2 separate regions of the Homo sapiens genome follow, and region 2 is linked to region 1. The links are chromatin loops, found by intact Hi-C in ENCODE. Cell type or tissue: endothelial cell of umbilical vein. All regions are shown on one strand. Links, peaks and the distances in the headings refer to the core of each region. The heading gives the core; the rest is flanking DNA.

The links. Hi-C counts contacts between places; a loop is a spot of excess contacts. Peaks named below come from ENCODE experiments on the same cell type or tissue, not always from the same donor. Only the 100,000 strongest peaks of a DNase experiment are listed, where the experiment ranks them.
Region 2: it touches region 1 in a loop (6-fold over the local background); 5 of 110 quality-filtered maps call a loop at or near these places.

What each region holds. Positions count from the first base shown.
Region 1 is chr19:51,420,406-51,423,307 of GRCh38, forward strand. No RefSeq gene overlaps it. Among named protein-coding and RNA genes, the nearest start is that of SIGLEC10, 4.2 kb to the left of the region's middle. In endothelial cell of umbilical vein, for the core only: a CTCF peak has its summit at 1,689 (motif pointing right); a DNase peak (open chromatin) is centred at 1,686.
Region 2 is chr19:51,545,438-51,548,339 of GRCh38, forward strand. It overlaps the pseudogene SIGLEC28P. Among named protein-coding and RNA genes, the nearest start is that of SIGLEC6, 15 kb to the left of the region's middle. RefSeq lists an enhancer at 575-624. In endothelial cell of umbilical vein, for the core only: no CTCF peak of the experiment used is centred there; DNase peaks (open chromatin) are centred at 1,444 and 2,434; H3K27ac peaks cover 2,283 bases.

The DNA of each region.
Region 1 (2,902 bases), core at 141-2,640:
ATCTCTTTAAAGACTGTCTGCATGTACAGCCACATTCTTAGGTACTGGAGGTTGGGACTTCAACACAGAAATTTGGTGGGGGGAGGGGGGACACAATTCAGACCCTAATATCCACCTCTCCCCATTTTTTTTTTTTTTTTTTTGAGAGAGAGTGTTGCTCTGTTGCCCAGGCTGGAGTGCAGTGGCATGATCTTGGCTCGCTGCAGCCGCTCCCTGTCTGATTCAAGCGATTCTCTTGGTGCAGGCTCACGAGTAGCTGGGACTACAGGCGCCTGCCACCACGCCTAGCTAATTTTCATATTTTTAATTTTATTTTTATCTTTTTTTTTTTTTGAGACTGGGTTGTGCTCTGTCACCCAGGCTAGAGTGCACTGGCATGATCTCAGCTCACTGCAACCTCTGCCTCTCGGGTTCAAACGATTCTGCGTCAGCCTCCCGAGTAGCTGGGATTACAGGCGCCTGCCACCATGCCCAGCTTATTTTTGTATTTTCAGTAGAGACAGGGTTTCACCGTGTTGGCCAGGCTGGTTTCGAACTCGTGATCTCAGGTGACCCTCTCACCTCGGCCTCTCAAAGTGCTGGGATTACAGGCGTGAGCCACCAAGCCCAGCTTCACCTTCCCTTTGATCCCTGCTTCCCTGTGACCTAATCTGGGCCTTCTCTGAGGACACCAGCCTCCTTCCCGCAGGGGAGCTCTTGTGGTGGGACACATCACACCTTCCTCTCCACAGAGCTCAGAAAAGGGCCTCTCCCAGGGAGGAGTGAGGGGAGGAAAGGTGCCTGGGTCCTGGTGGAGGTGGGTCCCTAAGGAGCTGATGATCTCTAGGGCCCCCAGCCTGGGCCCAGCCCCACCTCTGCCTTTGAACATTTCACACCCATGGGATCAGCCGACAGGAGCCAGGAGAGCGGCACCGTCTTCCTCCTCCCGCGGGTTTCTCCACATCGCTGCCCCCTCCCATTCCCCCCTCTTCACTTTTCTGAGTTCCTGTGGTTTCTGTGGCCTCCTCACCACGTCCCCTTCTCCAGCGAGGCCAGAGCCCCCGACGCCCCGACTTGCTCCCAGCCCTTCCTACCCAAGCCGCCCTCCCAGCCTTGGTCAGACAGGACTGGAGAGGCTGCCTGGGGCCCCGGGACTGGTTTCTGGGCAGCCTCAAGTCTGTTTTCTGGCCTGAGAAGGTTCGGGTTTTCCCTGAGCTGCTTCCCTCCAAAACCAGCTCCCTCAATACCAGCCTCCCACCCCCGCACCCGCCTCTCCTTCATTCAGCAGGGGCTAGGCGCCTGCTCTTCCTCCATAATTCCACACGGAGGGGTTTAGGAAGCCCCACCCAGGCTCCAGACCCCGGAGCTGCACGAGGGCACAAGTGGGCGCTGGAAGGAAGGGCGGGGACGGTGGGAGGTGGGGGAGGGAGAGGCGGGGGTGTCTGACAGGGGTCGGGGCAGGATCTCGCCCCGGGGGGCGCAGGTGCGGCGTGAGGACCGCGTCCTGAGGAGGGAGGGGCGAGGGCCAGGGTCCTGGAGAGGATGGAGAGCCCACGAGTGGCTGCAGCTGAGACCCCGAGGGAGCCCAGGAGGTTTTGTCGGAAGAAGGGCGATCTGGACCTTCCCTGACCAGCGTCTTTGTGTCCTTTGAGCTCCGGACCTGGTCCTGGGTTCCTCCCACCTCGGGCTGTGCTGCAGTTCAGGACGCCGCCCCCAGGGGGCGCTCCACCTTCAGAGCAGGCGGCACCGCGGAGCCTCGGGCCCCAGAGCCCGCGCTGTCCATGGTCCTGCAGAAGGGAGGCTCCCAAGGGAACGAGTCCCAGGCTCTGGACACGTTTGCAGACAGTACTCTCTAAAAAGGCTACTTTTCGCCACACATTAGAACAAGATCTCCTCCGGGGGAATCACATTAAAGCAAAAACGAAGTCACCATCGTCACTCCACTTCTCTCATCCCAAACCCACCCTCCCCAAGATATAAAGCCCTTCAAAATATTCACACTCTTTTTTTTTTTTTGACAGAGACTCGCTCTGTCGCCAGGCTGGAGTGCAGTGGTGCGATCTCGGCTCACTGCAAGCTCCGCCTCCCGGGTTCACGCCATTCTCCTGCCTCAGCCTCCCGAGTAGCTGGGACTACAGGTGCCCGCCACCACACTCGGCTAATGTTTTGTATTTTTTTTTTCTTACTAGAGATGGGGTTTCACCGTGTTGGCCAGGATGGTCTCGATCTCCTGACCTCGTGATCCGCCCGCCTTGGCCTCTCGAAGTGCTGGGATTACAGGCGTGAGCCAACGCGCCCGGCAATATTCACACTCTTTACAGCGTTATTCCCAAATGACTTCCACCCAGGCACATTAAGCATGTGATGTCCACATAAGAAAATGCGCTCCTGGGGGCTTTTCAGGTCATTCATCTTTGCTTTGTCTGGATTGGGGTCGTGTATATTTCAGGGGCTCTTAGCTGGGCCTCCGTCCTTTCCTTTTCAAGTCAGAATAACACGTTGCAGGGCAAGAAGAGTGAAATATCACTAGAGGATAGACTTGGATTCACCCTAATTTCTAGTGAAGGAAAAATTTTGCAAGTGCAACACTTTATTGTCAGATATAATAGTGACTTACTGGTGTGTGAGTGTGATATGACACTCACTTCAAGCATTAGTTTTCCAAAATAAGATTCAACTCCTTATGTCAAACCCCTAAGTTGTCTGTGATCTGACACCTGTTACATATGTGCATTTCAGATATTTTCCCCCATCTGTTAACTTTTCTTTTACTCTCCTGTTATTTACAGAACAGCAGGACTCTTGCTCCCCAAAACATGAGTTACCCATGAAATGATCCCCTACTGTGGATGGAAAAGAAGAGCCAAGAAGATAAAAATAGCCCTGGAATAAAGAGAACACTAGGTCCATCACAGGAGAGGGT
Region 2 (2,902 bases), core at 274-2,773, 130 kb after region 1:
ACTTTGGGAGGCCGAGGCGGGCAGATCATGAGGTCAAGAGATTGAGACTATCCTGGCCAACATGGTGAAACCCTGTCGCTACTAAAAATACAAAAATTAGCAGGGCATGGTGACGGGTGCCTATAATCCCAGCTGCTTGGGAGGCTGAGGCAGGAGAATCTCTTGAACCCGGGAGACGGAGGTTGCAGTGAGCCAAGATTGTGCAACTGCACTCCAGCCTGGTGATAAAGTGAGACTCCATCCCAAAAAAAAAAAAAAAAAAAGAAAAGAAAAGAAAAAAAGAGTCCCCGTGTGTGCCTCTGATGCTCAGGGAGAAGTTGCTGGTCTTGAGGTCCCTGGGCAGGAGGAATTGGTCCTGGGTCCTGCCATGAAGCATTTGTCCTGGTCACTGGAGGATTGTGGTCTACATCCACCCCTTTCTGGAACCAGCACAGGTGGAGGGTTCCATAGTAAGTCCAGGAGTAGGGAAATTTCTGCAGCCTGAGGACACACAGGCCCTTCTGCACCATCACAGGTTCCTGGAACTGCAGCTGTTCCAGAACCTAAGCCAGGAGCCCTGGAGTGAGGAAAAGACTAAGCCTTGGGCTCTGGAGCCTCCTGAGTGGGGGCTGCTGTCCCCGCAGCCTATGCAGGGTCAGCAGCAGTGGCATCTCTGCCTCATACCCAGGGGCAGACCTCTCTGAAAGGGAAGGGAAAGCTACAGGTGTGGGACAGCAGAGGAAGCTTGTGGTGAGAACAAGAGGTGACCAGCCCAGTAAAGGGAACTTCAGACACACAATGAGTCCATTGTAATTAACTCTTTAAGAAAACTGAGTTCCATTTCTGCATGTTGCTCAGACAAGGCAAGAGGCTTGCCCTAAGTAAGGCAGCAACGAAGGACCGGAGTCCCCAAGTCCTGCCTCCTGGACTTGTGCACAAGTGACTGGAGAAACAGGTGCCACCTGGCCAGTTCCCCATGAATCACAGGCGTGGGACCCCCACAGAGGTCAGTCTCCTAGAGATCAGCACCAGAGGCATGAAAGGGTCCACGTGAGGTAAGAGCAGCAACACTTCATTCATTCCATGTGTGCATTCATTCTCAAACAAAAGTAAAAGAGACAGATTTGCATCATTCCTGACGCTCAACTAACTCAAGTAGTCCTGGAAGACAGAAACAATGATGGGCTTGAGCTTTCTCCAAGGACAATAGGGAGTCATGGAAGGTTCTCATGCAGAAAAGGGTCACCATAATATATACATGTCAGATAGATCCCTCCAAGGCCAGACTGCAGGCTAAGGGCCTAGAGAGAAAGCTGTTGCGATTGTTCGGTAAGGAAGAACCATGCCTTCAAGGAGAGAGTAATGTAGTGAATTCTTAGAATTGCATGCGACCTCAGTGTCCTTTTGAAATACCAGAAGCGGGGCTCAGTCATCCTTAACAACTTCCAGTTCTAAACCACACTCAAATGGCTCAAGCTGGTGGCCAGAGATAAGAACTTAGACAGGCACAGTGACTCATGCCCTTCAACCAACCCCAGCACTTTGGGAGGCTGAGCGGGTCGATCTCTTGAGTGGAGTTCAAGACAGCCTGGGTAATATAGAGGGACCTCATCTCTACAAAAAACAATAGGTAAATAAAAGAACCAGCGGCATCTCTCCTGTAAAAGCAGACTTGCCTTCCTGCTTTTTCTGCTGCTACCTTTAAGGGAACCACAGATATTTACCCATGAACTTAAAGTAACCACACCCGATTCCCTGAGAGGTACTGCCAGTTGCCGTGTGCTTTTCTTTCTCACTCTGCCTGACTCCTCATTCCTGACTCGGGTGACCCAGGGATGGACTGGGTCCCCCCACTAATTACTGCCCCCCCTCCACTCATTACACCCTCATTGCCTGGAGTTTATAAGTAAAAATCTTTAAACATATTTCCTAGCTTGATGGTGCATTGAACTTGCACCCTCCACCTGAAGAACTGTGGCTACTCTAGGCTGGGTTTCCCCCCAGGACACCTGGGAGGGTACAAGGGTGGACTTCCAGTGCCAGGGAAATGGTCAGGCAGGCATAAAGTGAACACGGGTCAGAAAAGAACCACAGGGGCATCTGTAGCTTAAACAAGTTGCCCATGTGAGGCACCCATGGTCATGGGTCAGACAACCAGGCATTAGATCATCCTCCACGTAAGAGAAAGATCCTGTGAAATGTACGCTGTAGACACCACGTCCAGCTCTCCTTCATTTCCCATTAGGGCAGGGTCATCAGCCACTCTGGCACTGAAGCCCCAGTTTAGCTGGGGACTCTCAAAACAAGTCACCTTGGTGATTGAAGAAAGAAGCAATTTGAGACATTTTCAGAAAGTGGACTTTGCAGGGTTGGTGGTGGTGCATGACAGAGCAGGAGCACCATCATCTCAGACTAACACTGCCACTTTAAGTTCCAGCTCCCTTTCTAGCCTCGTGCATTTCAAGGAAATCACTTATCTTCTGACAACAAGCAGCCGGAAAGAGCAGACAGTGAAACACAGATAAGACAGCTCAGGCATAAAGGGATGTCTGAGGGGGAAAAGTCTCCTGGGTAACCACCAAACTTCACACTCATACAATGGGCCCCAGTAAAACAGTGGGCCCTAATAAACACATTCCTTCCCCTTTAGGTACACTAAGATAGGGAAGCTAAAAGCAGACTCAGGGGGTATGCCTGCAGCTGCAGGAAGACGTATGGGATTAGACACAAAACTCTCCCTCCCAGGTAAGCAAGACAAAGAGACACAGAAACATTCTGAGCCTGTGATAAGCTGTACCGCCCTGAATCCTTAAAAACTCTTAGTCGGTAAAAGAGAGTGCCTCTGACCTAACTCAGCCAGAAGCCCTTCTCAGGTTTAGTCTCCAAAATAAACCTATCTTTAACTGTTCAGCTGTTTTTTGTG